Regions from separate parts of the Homo sapiens genome. Here region 1 is linked to region 2. Evidence: chromatin loops called from intact Hi-C (ENCODE). Cell type or tissue: endothelial cell of umbilical vein. All regions are shown on one strand. Each heading gives the region's core, and the rest is flanking DNA. Links, peaks and the distances in the headings are about the cores only. Region 1 holds the start of LOC124909385 (a long non-coding RNA gene). Region 2 overlaps FLNB (filamin B).

Region 1 (8,329 bases), core at 145-8,144, 110 kb after region 2:
CCCGGGAGGCGGAGGTTGCAGTGAACTGAGATCGCACGACTGTACTCCAGCCTGGGCTACAGAGTAAGACTCCGTCTCAAAAAAAAAAAAAAAAAAAAATAGAGATGGGGTCTCACTCTGTTGCCTAGACTGGTCAGAACCCCTGGGCTCAAGTGATCTTCCCATCTCAGCCTCCCAAAGTGCTGGGATTATAGGCATGAGCCACCATACCCAGCCTGCATCCTATCTTTAGAAAAGGCATGATAGGCCAGGCACAGTGGCTCATGCCTATAATCTCAGCACTTTGGGAGGCCGAGGCGGGCGGATCACGAGGTCAGGAGTTTGAGACCAGCCTTGCCAACAAGGTGAAACCGTCTCTACTAAAAATACAAAAATTAGCCAGGCGTGGTGGTGCATACCTGTAATCCCAGCTACTTGGGAGGCTGAGGCATGAGAATCGCTTGAACCTGGGAGGCAGGGGTTGCAGTGAGCCAAGATCATGCCACTGCACTCCAGTCTAGGCGACAGAGTGAGACTCCATCTCGAAAAAAAAATACTTTTTTTTTTTAAAGGGCATGATAATTATCTTGCTCAAAAGGCTACTATGGAGATGAAATGAAATCGTGACTGCCAGGCACCAGGCACAGGGTGCAGCTGAGGCAAAGACTTGGTGAATGGATGCTGGTACTGGTCTGTGAGCCTTTTCTTGTCCCCATTCACCTGGAGTGTCCCCTTTTTTCCCCTGAGCCCCCCAAGCCTAGCTCACTCCTGCTTAGCTTGGTCTTTGCCTCCTCCACAAAGCTGCCCTGCTCCCCAGGGTGGGGAAGTACATGGAGATCTCAGGGCATTGCTGGAGCACAGATGCATGCCCCACACCTGGTTAGTTCTGTACCAGACCTTCCACTCCATGCAGAGGATCTGTATCCATCTCAACCACAGCCATATCCCTGCACCTGCCACAAGCTCAGGCACACAATAAACGCTGAGTGAATAAAGGAAATAAGCTAGTGGATGGATGGATGGATGGATGGATGGATGGATGGATGGATGGACGGACGGACAGACAGGTACCAGGCTGAGGGACAGCGTTCATCCTGCAGGCTGTGAGTAGCACCAGGGTGTGGGGCATCCACAAGTGTGTGGCCTCGAGCCTGACAGTTCAGGCCTGAGGAATCTACATCCTGTCCCTGCCCTGGGTGGGGTGTTTGCTCTGCTCTTATTTCCACAAAACAATTAACTGCAAACACCCTCAATCCAGGGAGACAATTCTAGAAAGTCAAACGGCCCTTCCCTCCCTGACCAGGAAAGGGCGACGGGGTCTTTGCCACCTATATGTGGTTGGCTTCAGGATCCTGGAAACTGCATTCCCAAAAGCTCACAGTCTCATCTTTTAGTTTTTCTTTTACATGTAACAAAACATGCTACTCACAGGCCTTCCACTTTATCTCAGTGATTTACAGTTTCCTGCAGCCTCTCCTGAAAGATAACTTCCACCTAATTGAAATGATTATGTACTCTGCACTCGATTTTATTGTCATTTGACATCTTACTTTTTCATGAGACCAGAAGCTACTTATCTGTGTCACTGCTCCTAGCTGTGGCCAGGCCCTTGCTATACAGAATGTCATTTACTGACCCATCCCCTCAGAGTCAGACATCTGAAACCGAGGTGCTTACAGAATCTCATAATTCAAGCAGCCCCGTGGTTGGGTGCAGAACAGCATGGCCAGGGTACCGCCCTTGTGTAAAAAGGTGGAGCAAGGTACACATATTTGCCTGTCTGTGCATAAAATACCTCTGGAATGATTCACAAGAAAATGGTAACATTGTTACTTTTGGGGACAGAGATAGGAGGACTTAACACCATGTATGCCTTGGTATCTTTTGCATTTTACCACTAGGATAGGTTTTCTTTTTTTTCCTTTTCTTTTTTTTTTTTTTTTTTTTTGAGACGGAGTCTCACTCTGTCACCAAGCATGATCTCGGCTCACTGCAACCTCTGCCTCCCAGGTTCAAGCAATTCTCCTGCCTCAGCTTCCCAAGTAGCTGGGATTACAGGTGCGTGCCAGCACACCCAGCTAATTTTTGTATTTTTAGTAGAGACAGGGTTTCACCATGTTGGCCAGAATGGTCTCCATCTCTTGACCTCGTGATCCGTCCGCCTCTGCCTCCCAAAGTGCTAGGATTACAGGCATGAGCCACTGTGCCTGGCCAGGTTTTCTTTTTTAAAGGTAATTAACATTTTAAAAATCAAGATTTCCTCCTGGAGGTGAAGCCTAATTCCTGTCCTTCCTTACTTGAGGGTAGGCTAGACTTATTGACTCGCTTCCGAAGAATAGAGTATGGAAAGTGAAAAATAGTGGCTTTCCAGCAGAGAAGCCCAAGGGACACCTCCTTAACCATGTGATAAGGTGAGCCTCGCCAGTGGTACCCTGTGATGTGGCAGACTCCCTCTCAGGATGTGATGAAAGGGACGCTTCATCTCTGTGCTGTTATTTCTGCCAGGTCTGGTGTCTCACACCTGTAATCCCAGCTACTTGGGAGGCTCAGGCAGGAGGACTGCTTGAGCCCAGGACATTGAGGCTGCAGTGCACTATGATCGTGTCTGTCAATAGCCACTGCACTCCAGCCTGGGCAACATAGCAAGACTCCATCTCTAAAAAACGAAAATATTCCATGCAGGGAACCACGTGGCATTTGATGTCATGTCTCCCCTCCACTCTTTGGCAATTTCTCATTGTTTTTCTTTTTTAAAACAAAATTTTGCCCAGGTGTGGTAACTAACACCTGTAATCCCAGCACTTTGGGAAGCCAAGGTGGGCAGATCACAAGGTCAGGAGTTTGAGACCAGCCTGGCCAACGTGGTGAAACCCTGTCTCTACTAAAAATACAAAAATTAGCCAGGCATGGTGGTGGGCACCTGTAGTCCCAGCTACTCGGGAGGCTGAGGCAAGAGTATTGCTTGAACCCTGCCTCAGTGAACCTAGACTGTGCCATTGGCCTGGGCAACAGAGCAAGACTCCAGCTCAAAAAAAAAATTTTGGCCGGGTGTGGTGGCTTATGCCTGTAATCCCAGCACTTTGGGAGGTCGAGGTGGGTGGATCACCTGAGGTCAGGAGTTTGAGACCAGCCTGGCCAACATGGTGAAACCCTGTCTCTACTAAAATGAAAAAAAAAAAAAAAAATTAGGCTGGGCATGGTGGCTCACACCTGTAATCCCAGCACTTTGGGAGGCTGAGGCGGGTGGGTCATGAGGTCAGCCAGCCTGACCAACATGGCAAAACCCTATCTCTACTAAAAATACAAAAATTAGCGGGGTGTGGTGTTGTGCACCTGTAGTCCCAGCTACTCAGGAGGGTGAGGCAGGAGAATCACTTGAACCTGGGAGGTGGAGGTTGCAGTGAGCTGAGATCTCGCCACTGCACTCCAGCCTGGATGACAGAGTGAGGCTCCATCTAAAAAAAAAAAAAAAATTAGCTGGGCATGATGGCGCGCACCTGTAATCCCATCTACTCAAGAGGCTGAGGCAGGAGAATCGCTTGAACCCAGGAGGTGGAGGTTGCAGTGAGCCAAGATCGTGCCATTGCACTCCAGCCTGGGTGACAAGAGTGAAACTCCATCTCAAAAACAAAACAAAACAAAACAAAAAAACAAAAATGTTTTTTGAGACAGGGTCTAACTCTTTTGTCCAGGCTAGAATGCAGTGGGACGATCATAGCTCACTGCAGCTCAAACTTCTGGGCTTGAGCGATCCTCCCAATTCAGCCTCCGAAGTAGCTAGGATTACAGGTGCCCATCATCATGCCCAGCAATTTTTTTTTTCTGAAACAGAATCTTGCTTTGTTGCCCAGGTGGGACTTCAATTCCTGATTTCAAGTGATCCTCTTGCCTTGGCCTCCCAAAGTGTTGGGATTCCAGGCATGAGCCACCACACCAGCCCTCTCCTTGTTTCATGACTTTGATAGTATTGAGAATTGGCCTGGTATCCTATAGAATGTTCCCTACACTGGGTTCATCTGCTGGATCTAATTTTCTCATAAATAGGCCTGGCTAATAGCTTTTTTTTTTTTTTTTTTTTTTGAGACAGAGTTTTGCTCTGTCACCCAGGCTGATGTGCAGTGGCATGAACACAGCTCACTGCAGCCTTGACCTCCCACCTCAGCCTCCCGAGTAGCTGGGACTACAGGCATGTTTTCATTTTGGTAGAGACAGTCTCGCCATTTTGCCCAGGCTGGTCTCAAACTCCTGGGCTCAAGCGATCCTCCCATCTCGACCTCCCAAAGTGCTGGGATTATAGGCGTGAGCCACCACGCCCGACCCAGCCTTACCTTTATGACCCCTTAATGGTTTCTCTTATAAACTACCCACATGTCCTCTAGGAAGATGACACCAATATGTGTAGCTACCAGCAATGTACCTCCCTGCCTGATTTGTTGTGGCCTCAGACTAACTTCCTTCCAGGCATGGGCCTATTTGCTGCTGGATTCGACTGCAAAGCCCCATTCCTCTTCCTCACCCTCACCCCCAATTTGGTTTTCTGGCTCCACTCACTTACTGCTAAATCAGCATGACCATCTTTTATTGTATTTATTGTAACAGCCGTTTCTCATGTTTAAACGGCTCCACCCAATCCTAGAGGAACACCAGACCCACATGAGACCTCTATCAGCAGAACTGCTGGTGAAAATGTGAGGAATGTCTCTGTCCTTCCCTGACTCATCAGACCTCAGGATGACCTTCCTTCCTGTGAGTTATCTGCATTGACTTTTGCATCATCTGAGTGTTGGCTTTGGATGATGTCTGGGTGCTTTCTGTAGTGGAAATGGCTGAGGGCTGAGGATGTCTGGAGGCCAGAGCTGGTACCACCTATGCTACTAGCCAGCAAGGTGTCAGCTCAGGGAGGGAATCTCTTTTTTTCTTTTTTTTTTTTATTGACCCGGAGTCTCGCTCTGTCGCCCAGGCTGGAGTGGAGTGGCGTGATCTCGGCTCACTGCAACCTCTGCCTTCCAGGTTCAAGCATATTCTCCCGTCTCAGCCTCCTGAGTAGCTGGGATTACAGGCGCCTGCCACCATGCCTGGCTAATTTTTGTATTTTTTAGTAGAGACAGGGTTTCACCATGTTAGCCAGGCTGGTCTTGAACTCCTGACTTCGTTGATCCACCCGCCTCAGCCTCCCAAAGTGCTGGGATTACAGGTGTGAGCCACCACGCCCGGCCGGGAATTTCTTTTCTTTTCCTTTTTAAAATAGAGACAAGGTCTTGCTCTGTTGTCCAGGCTGGAGTGCAGTGGTGCAATCATAGCTCCTGCAGCCTTGAACTCCTGGGCTGTAGTGATTCTCCTGCCTCGGCTTCCCAAAGCACTGGGATTACAGGCATGAGCCACCACACCTGGGAGTTTCTAAATCTCAGTTTGCCCAGCTGTAAAATGGGATGATAACTTCTCTCTCATAAAGAACAGCTGAAAGTACTTTGCGAAAAGTACAATCACTTCAACTATGAGACCTCAAACCTTCTACTGAGGGCCTAAGGGCAAGATGAGAAGCGAAGGGGTGAGTGTGGGGTGAGTGTAGTCCAGAGCAGCCCTTCTCAAAATACGCTTTTTTGGGAGTGGAGTGGGGGGAGGGGATGGGATCTCAGACCTTAGCTTTAAAATTCTTGAAAACTTGACATTCTATGTGCTAAGGGCAAGGACAGCTTTAGGGCTTATGACCCATGCTCAGCTGTCGCCGAAATTCTTTAAAAAAATTTTTTTTTGAGACAAGGTCTCGCTCTATTGCCCTGGCTGGAGTGCAGTGGTGCGATCACAGCTCACTGCAGCATTGACAGCCCAGGCTCAAGCAATCCTCCCACCCCCTGCATCCCAAGGAGCTGGGACCACCAGCAGCACCACCAGGCCCGGCTAATTTGTTTGTTTGTTTGTTTCTTTGTTTGTTTGAGACAGAGTCTTACTCTGTCGCCCAGGCTGGAGTGCAGTGGAATGATCTCGGCTCACTGCAACCTCTGCCTCCCAAGTTCAAGCGATTCTCCTGCCTCACCCTCCCGAATAGCTGGGATTACAGGCACTCACCACCACGCCCAGCTAATCTTTGTATTTTTAGTAGAGACGGAGTTTCATCATGTTAGCCAGGCTGGTCTTGAACTCCTGACCGCAGGCAATCCGCCTGTCTCAGCCTCCTAAAATGCTGGGATTGTAGGTGTGAGCCACCGAGCCCAGCCTAATATTTTTATTATTTGTAGAGATGAGGTCTCACTCTATTGCTCAGGCTGATCTCTAACTCCTGGTCTCAAGCAATCCTCCTGTTTCGGCCTCCTAAAATGCTGGGATTACAGGTGTGAGCCACCATGCCCAGCTGAAATTCTTCGTAATTTCTGAAAAAGGGCCTCACATTTTCATTCTGCACCAGGCAGATCCTGCTAATGGCACTTAGTTTAAGAATGTGAGGGCTGTGGGCCACAGACTGGGATTCATCTGGAGAGGCAAAGAGGAGGCTGTGATTTGGGAGGAGGGCTGAAGCTGGGGCCCTAGGGAAAAAAGTCCCTGGGATGGGAGGTGAGCTTTTCAGAAAGTCTTGCTAAACTGGGAAGGAACCTTGCCTTTTAAATTCCTAAGAAACCTTCAGTGAAACTTCCGTTTCTGAGGTGGGGGTGGATGTGGTTTTAGAGGGACAGTGAGTCTGTGTCGGGACTGGGTCCCACTCCATACCTGCAAGGGGAGGAAGGACAGGAACATGTACTGGGTGTGCCTGGATGCCTGCCACAGGCTGGGCATATTTGCTGTGAGAAGAAAATAAACCAATAAAATAGGCTAAAGGCCTCCTCCGACTCCCCTTGTTGCTGGCTCGAGGCTGAATCTGAGCAGGGGGACCTGTTATTTCCTTGGTGTGGAGGAGTCCTGATGAGGGAAAGGGAGTCAGGCTGGTGGGACCAGGGAAAGCAAAAGCAGAAGCAGATGAGTTACAAGTCTGCCTTTCTTTGTGGTCCAGGACACAGCCCTCCTGCGCAAGTAACTCACCATCTTCCTGTGCCCAGCTACCACCAGACACCTGCAGGTGAGCTCACTGCAAGCTTGGCGTCGTGGTGCTGCGCACAGCCCTCTTCAGCACACAGTGTCAGCACCGTCCTATAAAATCTCCAGCCAGCCTTTGTTTCTTTGCAGTCGGCATCTCTCATGCAGGCTGCCCTGTCTCCTTGCAACCTATTTTTCTACTTTCTCCAATAAATCAGCCTTTTTCTGCCTACAACTGTCTTGGTAAATTATTTTACCCCCACGCCACTGGCCCAGAGAGCCATCGCTCCCCTTTGACATTTGGGCCTCCAAACTGGGATTTTGAGGGGGCAGGGACAATAGCTTCTAGTTAAGAGCTTATTCTGTGGGTCCCTGAGGAAGGGAAATGAGGCTAACAGGAAAAGGAGGTGCTCGGCTCCTGGCCTGGGCCTCAGCCCTGCTTTATGCCTCAATTCCACTTGGAAGCTGGCCAGCCGCCCTCCCTGCCCCTGACTTTACCCCAGACACCGCCTCTAAGTGGGGCCCCACCCAGCCCTACTTCCACACCTTTGTCCCCACCTGAAACCACACCCCTCCCAATGCACTAATCCAAGTCTCACCTCCTCTTCAAGGTCCAAGGCCAGACCATGTCCTCCCTGGGTCGTTCCAGCTTTACTCTCTCCTCTGAACACCTACAACACAACTGACATGGCACAGTCAGTGTCTCGTGGGCCACTGCCTCAGGGTCTTATTGTTTTATGAGGATCTATGTATTGAGCTCAGAGCTGTTCCTTAAGTGCCATATATAATAGTAAATGGCCACACGTGTGGGCCCTTGAGTCAGAGACCTGAGTTCAAATCCTGGCTGCACCGGTGTGATCTCGAGCACCTTACCCAGCATTCCTGAGCCTCAGTTGCTCCACCTATAGGGTAAGGATGGTGTCTTGGGTTTGTTGAGATAATTTATTTTTTATTTTTATTTATTTTTGAGACAGAGTGTTGCTCTGTCACCCAGGCTGGAGCGCAGTGGCATGATCTCAGCTCACTCCAACCTCTGCCTCCCAGGTTCAAGTGATTCTCCTGCCTCAGCTCCCTGAATAGCAGGGATTACAGTTGTGTGCCACCACGCCTGGCTGATTTTTGTGTTTTTAGTAGAGACAGGATTTCACCATGTTGGCCAGGCTGGTCTCGAACTCCTGTCCTCAAGTGGTCCTCAGCCTCCCAAAGTGCTGGGATTATAGGCGTGAGCCACCATGCCTGTTGGGATAATTTATAAAGTGAGAGGATAACCAACAGTGGCTGCTGATATTATTGCTGTTGTTATTGTTATGACTGGGAATGGAGGAAGAAGACTCTGGATAGACAC
Region 2 (8,329 bases), core at 41-8,040:
AGTGACTCTTTAAGTTTTCTGCCTCACTGGGCTGCCCTTTCCTGGTCTTCTGGCTGGACAGGGGAGCTTTTGTTGGCACTTTCTGTGTTTGTGCCCACTGGCATTTTCAGGTTGTCAGCTTCTTTCTTTGGCTCCAAGTCTGGGATATATAAAGCAAAGTAAACCCAAGGAACTCAGTACTGTGTCATTCCTCGAGTCCCAAGATCCCTGGTTGGTCTGCCTCATCCTTTTTCAGAGGCTCCCTGTGTTTTCCTTATGTATAGCCCAGGGGTTTTAGTTGTAGTTAGAAGAAAGAATTAGGAAAAGTCCTATTCCATCTTCCCAGGAGCAGAAGTCCAAATATTACCTTTTTAAAAAGCTTTTTATTATGAAGAATTCCAAACTAGGCTGGACACAGTGGCTCACACCTGTAATTCCAGCAATTTGGGAGGCCAAGGCAGGTGGATTACCTGAGGTCAGGAGTTCGAGACCAGCCTGGCCAACATGGTGAAACTCCGTCTCTACTAAAAATACAAAAATTAGCCAGGTGTGATGGTAGATGCCTATAATCTCAGCTACTCGGGAGGCTGAGGCAGGAGAATCCCTTGAACCCAGGAGGCAGAGGCGGGGGTTGCAGCGAGCCAAGATCATACCATTGCACTCCAACCTGTGAAACAGAAGTGAAACTTCAGCAAAAAAAAAAAAAAAAAAAAAAGGCTGGGCGCCGTGGTTCACACCTGTAATCTCAGCACTTTCGAGGCCAAGGTGGGCAGATCACCCAAGGTCAGCAGTTCAAGACCAGCCTGACCAACATGGTGTAACCTTGTCTCTACTAAAAATACAAAATTGGCGGGGTGTGGTGGTGCATGCCTGTAATCCCAGCTACTTGGGAGGCTGAGGCAGGAGAATTACTTGAATCCAGGAGGCAGAGGTTGCAGTGAGCCGAGATCGTGCCATTGCACTCCAGCCTGGGCAACAAGAGCGAAACTCTGTCTCAAAAAAAAGGCTGGGCGCAGTGGCTCACACCTGTAATCCCAACACTTCGGGAGGCCGAGGCAGGTGGATCACGAGGTCAGGAGTTCAAGACCAGCCTGGCCAAGATGGTGAAACCCCATCTCTACTAAAACTACAAAATTAGCCGGGTGTGGTGGTGGGCGCCTGTAATCCCAGCTACTTGGCAGGCTGAGGCAGGAGAACGCTTGAACCCGGGCAGCAGAGGTTGCAGTGGGCCGAGATCATGCCACTGCACTCCAGCCTGGGCGACAGAGTGAGACTCCGTCTCAAAAAAAAAAAAGAATTACAAACACAGATGTAGAGAGCACTGCACAGTGGACCTCCTGTACCCAGCTTCAACAACTATCAACTCACAGCTGGTCTTGTTTCACCTTCACTCCCGCCACCTCCCCTTCCTGTATTATTTTGACACAAATCCTAGACCTCAGATTTTTTATCCACAATCACTATGTATCCTTAAAAGATACTTGCAAAGTACCCACAATATCGATACCATATAAAAAAAAATAATTCCTTAATGTCAAATATTCAGTGTTCAAATTTTCAATTATCTTATAAATATCATGAATTTCTTACAGCACCTTGAGCTGCTGCTTTATCATGAATTTTTATTTGTTTGTTTGTTTGTTTGAGACAGAGTCTAGCTCTGTCGCCAGCCTGGAGTGCAGTGGCGCCATCTCGGTTCACTGCAACCTCCACCTCCCAGGTTCAAGCGATTTTCCTGCCTCAGCCTCCCAAGTAGCTGGGACTACAGGCACATGCCGCCATGCCCAGCTAATTTTTGTATTTTTGGTAAAGGGGGTTTCACCACGTTGGCCAGGATGGTCTCGATCTCCTGACCTCGTGATCCACCCACCTCAGCCTCCCAAAGTACTGGGATTACAGGCGTGAGCCACCATGCCCAGCTATCATGAATTTTTTTAACCATTAGTTTGAATAGGATCCAAATAAGGTCACATATTACAAATGGTTGCTAAGTCTCTTAAGTCTCATTTAATCTCCGGCTGTCTCTCCACCACTTCCTTTTCCTAGCTACCAATCTGTTAAAGACACTAGGTCATTTGTTACTATACTCTGGATTTCTATTCATTTCCCAATAATTTAGTTTAAGAAAAAATGGCCGTAGACTGTTATATAATAAGATAATCTTTCTGCCTAAAAAGAAAGGTAAAAATTATAAAGAACTACAAATAAATTTTAAAAGGTAGCCTTCCCACACTGCTCAGTAAGAAATGCAAAGCAAAGAAGATACACAGTTTAACTCAGCATAGAAAAAAGGCTAGAAATAAATACCTGAAACTTTGAAGGCAGGAATGAGATTGGCAGTTGGGAAGTGAGTTTCAATTTTTATTTCATATATTTTTCTTTTGCTTAAGATTTACATAACACTCAGGTTATGTAACTGATATAAGCAAATGGATTTAAACATACACCTAATAGCCAAGCATGGTGGCTCATGCCTGTAATCCCAGCACTTTGAGGGGGCCAAGGCAGGGGGATTGCTTGAGCTCAGGATTTTGAGACCAGCCTGGGCAACATGGCCAGGCTGGTCTCAAACTAAAATATTAAAAAAAAAAAAAGCTGGACATGGTGGTGCACACCTGTGGTCCGAACTACTAGGGAAGCTGAGGAGGGAGAATCACTTGAGCCCAGAAGGTCAAGGCTGCAGTTAGCCGTGATGGCATCACGACACTCCACACACAGAGAGAGAGAGTGAGACTCTATCTGAAAACGACAACAACAAAAATAAGTAAGTAAATAAACATGCACCTAAAATACTAAAAGTTCCACTTCGTGTGACTCCAGCAGCCTAAGAAACAACGTACTCTGCAGCTTGTCAAAGGTCTGGGCTTGGGTTGGTCACCCGTGGCTAACCATGGCTGGTTAGAAAGTTGAACCACACCCCAACTCTGTAAACTTCTGCGGAGCTTTGCTTACCATGAAAGGAGACAACTGGTACCCCTCTGATTACTCAGATAGAAGGGTGCTTAAGGATTGCTCTACAGTAAATGCTTCATAGAGAACTAGATTTTTACAAAGATTTCTGATTAGCTCATGGACGAATGCTTTTCACATAGCTAACCCTGCAAGGAAGCCCACCACAAAGATCTGTTTGTGGCTGGAGGTCCACCTCACCCCAGCCCTCTCTCCTTTCAACCCACTAGAACTAAGCAAGGTGGGACTCAGTGAATGGATCAACAAATGCTAACTGGCTGGCAACTGGCATCTATTAAACAATCAGGAAATAAAAAATAAAACAACACTTTCAAATCTTTTAGAAACTAGAAGATGAAACGGTCTCTCTTCCTGGGCTCAGGTGGCAGAAATGAAGCAATGTGGTCACACAGAGAAGACCAAAACTGACCCCGGCTTTCATCTAACCACATGACAGGGACATATCTCACAGCCCCACCCATGTGGCCTTGTGACCCTGTCACCTAATATGACCATTTTGTCTCCTACTTTAAAAAGCAGAGTGAGGCCACTTCCTCCTGAAAAATAAGCTGCATATAGAATTACCATATGATCCACCAATTCCACTTCTGGGTATATCCCTAAAAGAATTGAAAGCAGGGTCTCAAACAGCACTTGTACACCCATGTTTTCATAGCAGCATTATTCACAATAGCCAAAAGAATGTAACAACCCAAATGTCTATCAGCAGACGAATGTATAAGCAAAATGTGATATACACGTACAAAGGAATATTATTCAGCCTTAAAAAGGAATGAAATTCTAACACATGCTACAACATGGTGAACCCTGAAAACATATGACAAATGAAGTAAGCCAGAGAAAAAAAGACAGCATATGATTCTACTTCTAGGAGGTACCTAACAGACAGCGTATGATTCCACTTCTAGGAGGTACCTAACAGACAGCATATGATTTCACTTCTAGGAGGTCCCTAGAATAAGCAAATTCATAGAGACAGGGAGTAGAATAAAGGTTACCAGGAGCAGAGGAGAGGGGAGAATGGGGCGCTATTGTTTAATGAGTATGGAGTTTCAGTTTGGGAAGTTGAAAAAGTTCTGGAGATGGATAGCAGTGGCGGTTGCACAACAACGTGAATACACTTAATGCCACACTTAAAAATGGTTAAAATAGTGAATTTTATGTTATGGATATTTTCCCACAATTAAAAAAATGCAAAAAGCACACATATAAAAAAAAATTTTTTTTTAAAAGGGTGTGTTTCCTCTACAAGTGCACCACACTTGCTAAGAGGCAGATGAAGGAAATGGCAATGACCAGCCACATTCCTGAACCATAACAAGTGATCATTTTCTAGAAAATAGCACCGTGAAAGGAAACCGTCTCACATTAACAACAGGGAAGCCGGATGGCCAGTGATAAGGTTATTACAAACATACACTATGCCTTGATTAGATTCAGTCCATTTGACCAATCTGGTTGACAAAGGATTTAATTGGTTGTTTGCAACTGTTTTGTCATTAAGGAAGCATAACCTTTAAAGTCAGAGATTCCTCATTCCAGCCACCACCTGTGGTATGCCTTAAAGAAAGCACTTTTTTTTTTTTTTTTTTGAGACAGAGTCTCGTTCTGTCACCCAGGCTGGAGTGCAGTGGCGCGATCTCGGCTCACTGCAACCTCCGCCTCCCAGGTTCAAGCAATTCTCCTGCCTCAGCCTCCCGAGTAGCTGGGACTACAGGCTTGTACCACCACGCCAAGCTAATTTTTGTATTTTTAGTAGAGATGGGGTTTCACCTTGTTAGCCAGGATGGTCTCAATCTTCTGACCTTGTGATCTGCCTGCCTCAGCCTCCAAAGTGCTAGGATTACAGGTGTGAGCCACCAAGCCCGGCCAAAGAAAGCACTTTTAAAGAAAGTGAGGACATGCCAGCCTTCAAGTGACTGTGAATGGGAGGAGGGCTTTGAAGTCCCTAGTCCCTACATAACACAAGTGATGTCTCACACACCTCACAACCCACTGCAAACGGAACCTCAAATGGTAAGGGGTTTGTTCCAGAACTATCTGCCGGTCTAAATCATGCCCAAAAAGTCAGATGAGAAGACTCGACCACTGAGGTGAGAACAGCACGTGGTCAGCATCACTGCCCTAGCCATGTGTCGTCTTAAGAATAAGCGGATTGGGAGGCCGAGCCGGGCAGATCACCTGAGGCCAGGAGTTGGAGACCAGCCTGGCCAACATGGTGAAACCCCATCTCTACTAAAAATACAAAAATTAGCCAGGCATGGTGGTGGATGCCTGTAATCCCAGCTACTCGGGAGGCTGAGGCAGGAGGATCGCTTGAACCCAGGAGGCAGAGGTTGCAGTGAGCTGAGATCGTGCCACTGCACTCCAGCCTGGGCGACAGAGCAAGACTCTCAAAAAAAAAAAAAAAAAAAAAGACTAAGCTGATACCAAGCAGGAAAATACTTTATTCAAAGGGAACATTTGTAGGGAAGGAACATCCTACAAGACACATGCCCTTAACTATTCAGAAAGTCAGTGTCATTTAAAAAAAAAAAAAAAAAAGTTTGGGGAAATTATTTAGCATGAAAAGAGTCTAAAGAGAAATAACAAACAAATGTAGTAAGTGAACCTTAATCAGATCTTAGTTTGTAAAACAGCAACAACTATAAAAGATAATCTTAGGACAATAGAGAAATTCTACAACAAACTGAATATTAGATTATATGAAACTATTGTTAATTTTCTTACATGTGGCAATGAATACTGTGGTTATGCTAGAGGATATCCTATTCTTAGGAGAAGCTTAGTGATGTACTGAGGACAGAACTGTCACCATGCTTGCAACTTATTTTCAAATAATTCAGCAATCATACACATGAACACATATGCAAACACACACAAAGGGCAAGAGAAAACTATTAAGCTAGAATGGTAACAACTGTCAATTCTGGGAGAAGATATACAGAATACTGTGTGTATAACTATTATCCCACTGGGATAACATTTTCTTTCTCGTTTTTTTTTTTTGAGACGGAGGCTCACGCACTCTGTCACCCAGGCTGGAGTGCAGTGGCAAGATCTCGGCTCGATGCAACCTCTGCCTCCTGGGTTCAAGCGATTCTCCTGCCTCAGCCTCCTGAATAGCTGGGATTACAGGCACCCGCCACCATGCCTGGCTAATTTTTGTATTTTTTGTAGAGACAGGGTTTCACCATGTTGGCCAGGCTGGTCTCCAACTCCTGACCTCAGGTGATCTGCCCGCCTCGGCCTCTCAAAGTGCTGAGATTATAGGCATGAACCATCACACCCGGCCGATATTTTCTTAATTATGAAAAATGAGAAATAAAATGCACTCCTTCCCCTCCCCCATAGAAAAGGCATTAAGTTGTATCTGGCCATGTTGATCTTCACCAGAAACCACACTTTGCAGCCATGTAACTGTTCTCTTCACAAAGCTAGTGTGCTTGAAGTCAGGTGCCAATCACAACACCAAATGCCTTGAAATGGCTTCTACCCACTATAATGTTCTGAGCAAAACGGTGTTCCGCAGCTGCCTCGCAGTCATAAACAGGATGTCTTAGCAAGGAAGTATCTGCCAGGGGTTAACAATAGCTCCCACTCCGGCTGGAAATCTGAGGCAGGCTTAGTGTAACAGAAGGAGAAATGAATCAGCAGCCAGATGGCCCACCCCCATCACTGACTGTGGTGATCTGGGGCAAGACCAAACTCCCCCGACTCCCTACCCCGCGATTCCTCTTCTGAAAAATGGGAGCAATGGGCTACTGCACTAAAATCACCAAGCAGCAAACTTGCCCTTTCCATCTAAGCAGAAACATTTCTTAAAGCCTTAGAAAAACAAGGCAGAATAAAACAGTCATAAAATGTGTTACAAAGGAGGCTTGGGGTCTCTTTGAGGATTACACCTATCTATTTTTGATTCTAAGAACATCACTCTTGAAGCCATGAAATCATCTCCAACACCAGAGGACATGTCTCCAATACAACACCAGAGGACCAGCACTCACCTCTGCCATAGGCCCTGGCTTTCTTCGGGTTGAGTTTGGGTTTGAGAGGAGCCCCCGGCTTGAGCTTGGCTTTGGGGAACTGGGACAGGTAAGTCATAACTGAGTGCTCGTCCACATCCGGGTGAATGATTTCTTCAGGAGTGATGACCTAGGATAATGACATGGTGGATGAACACCCAGAACACATCACTTTGCAACTATTGAAGTGTTTGCAAATGCCTCTTAAACCAAGCACTACAAATATTAAGAAACTGAGTCAGCTTCTCAATTAAGTGAAATTACTTTAAACCAACACACCAATATCAGTGTTTTTAACCATTTTTGAGAAATTGCAGACCCCTTTGAAAGCTAGGGGCCCCTCTCCAAAAAATTCTGCATGTAACTTCCAAAAGTTCATTGTCCTCCCCATTCCCCAAAAGTCCATTTACTCCTCTGGTCAAAATTTCAAAAATGATAAAAGGATAAGCTATAGCAAGGCAGGAAAATGAAGAAACAAGCACACATGGGATTAGAGCATGTTACAAAAAAGTGCACAGGTTAACCAGCTTTTTCCTTTGCTTGTATACTCATGGTCTGTATCTGTATTAACTCTACTAATTAAAAAAGGTAAATAAAAAAGAAATAACATGTAAATATTAGATATGTGATCTCAATATATTAGGAGCCATTAAAAAAATAGGGAAGCCAGGCGTGGTAGCTCATGACTGTAATCCCATCACTTTAGGAGGCCAAGACAAGAGAAATCACTTGAGGTCAGGAGTTCGAGACAAGCCTGGCCAACATGGTAAAACCCAGTCTCTACTAAAAATACAAAAATTAGCCCAGTGTGGTGGCAGACACCTGTAATCCCAGCTACTAGGGAGGCTGAGGCAGGAGGATGGCTTGAACCCAGCAGGTGGAGGTTTCAGTGAACCGAGATCATGCCACTGCACTCCAGCCTGGGTAACAGAGGAGTAAGACGCTGTCTCTTTAAAAAAAAAAAAAAGGCCAGACGCAGTAGCTCACACCTGTAATCCCAGCACTTTGGGAGGCCGAGGTGGGTGGATCACGAGGTCAGGAGTTCAAGACAAGCCTGGCCAACATGGTGAAACCCCATTTCTACTAAAAATACAAAATTAGCCAGGCATGGTGGCATACACCTGCAGTCCCAGCTACTCGGGAGGCTGAGACAGGAGAATCGCTTGTACCTAGGAGGCGGAGGTTGCAGTGAGCTGAGATCGTGCCACTGCACTCCAGCCTATGTGACAGAGCAAGACTCCATCTCAAAAAAAAAAAAAAAAAATAGGGAATGGGTGAACTTCTCTTGATATTCAGCTTAGGAGCAAGACTAGACCCATCCTGGACAGGTGACTTCCCTGAAGGTGCCACCACCT

What was found. Hi-C counts contacts between places; a loop is a spot of excess contacts. Peaks named below come from ENCODE experiments on the same cell type or tissue, not always from the same donor. Only the 100,000 strongest peaks of a DNase experiment are listed, where the experiment ranks them.
Region 1: it touches region 2 in a loop (5-fold over the local background); 2 of 110 quality-filtered maps call a loop at or near these places.

What each region holds. Positions count from the first base shown.
Region 1 is chr3:57,971,325-57,979,653 of GRCh38, reverse strand. The region is part of intron 2 of LOC105377104 (a long non-coding RNA gene); the gene reads right to left. LOC124909385 (a long non-coding RNA gene) reads left to right here and starts at 4,622. Exons shown (of 2, transcript XR_007095928.1): 1 at 4,622-4,725; 2 at 6,962-7,216. RefSeq lists enhancers at 4,292-4,828, 4,533-5,034, 5,539-6,040, 6,041-6,544. In endothelial cell of umbilical vein, for the core only: no CTCF peak of the experiment used is centred there; DNase peaks (open chromatin) are centred at 4,703 and 7,143; H3K27ac peaks cover 4,153 bases.
Region 2 is chr3:58,080,404-58,088,732 of GRCh38, reverse strand. It overlaps FLNB (filamin B), which reads right to left. Exons shown (of 46, transcript NM_001457.4): 4 at 6,957-7,104. Among named protein-coding and RNA genes, the nearest start is that of FLNB, 76 kb to the right of the region's middle. In endothelial cell of umbilical vein, for the core only: no CTCF peak of the experiment used is centred there; DNase peaks (open chromatin) are centred at 4,322, 4,932 and 6,552; H3K27ac peaks cover 6,314 bases.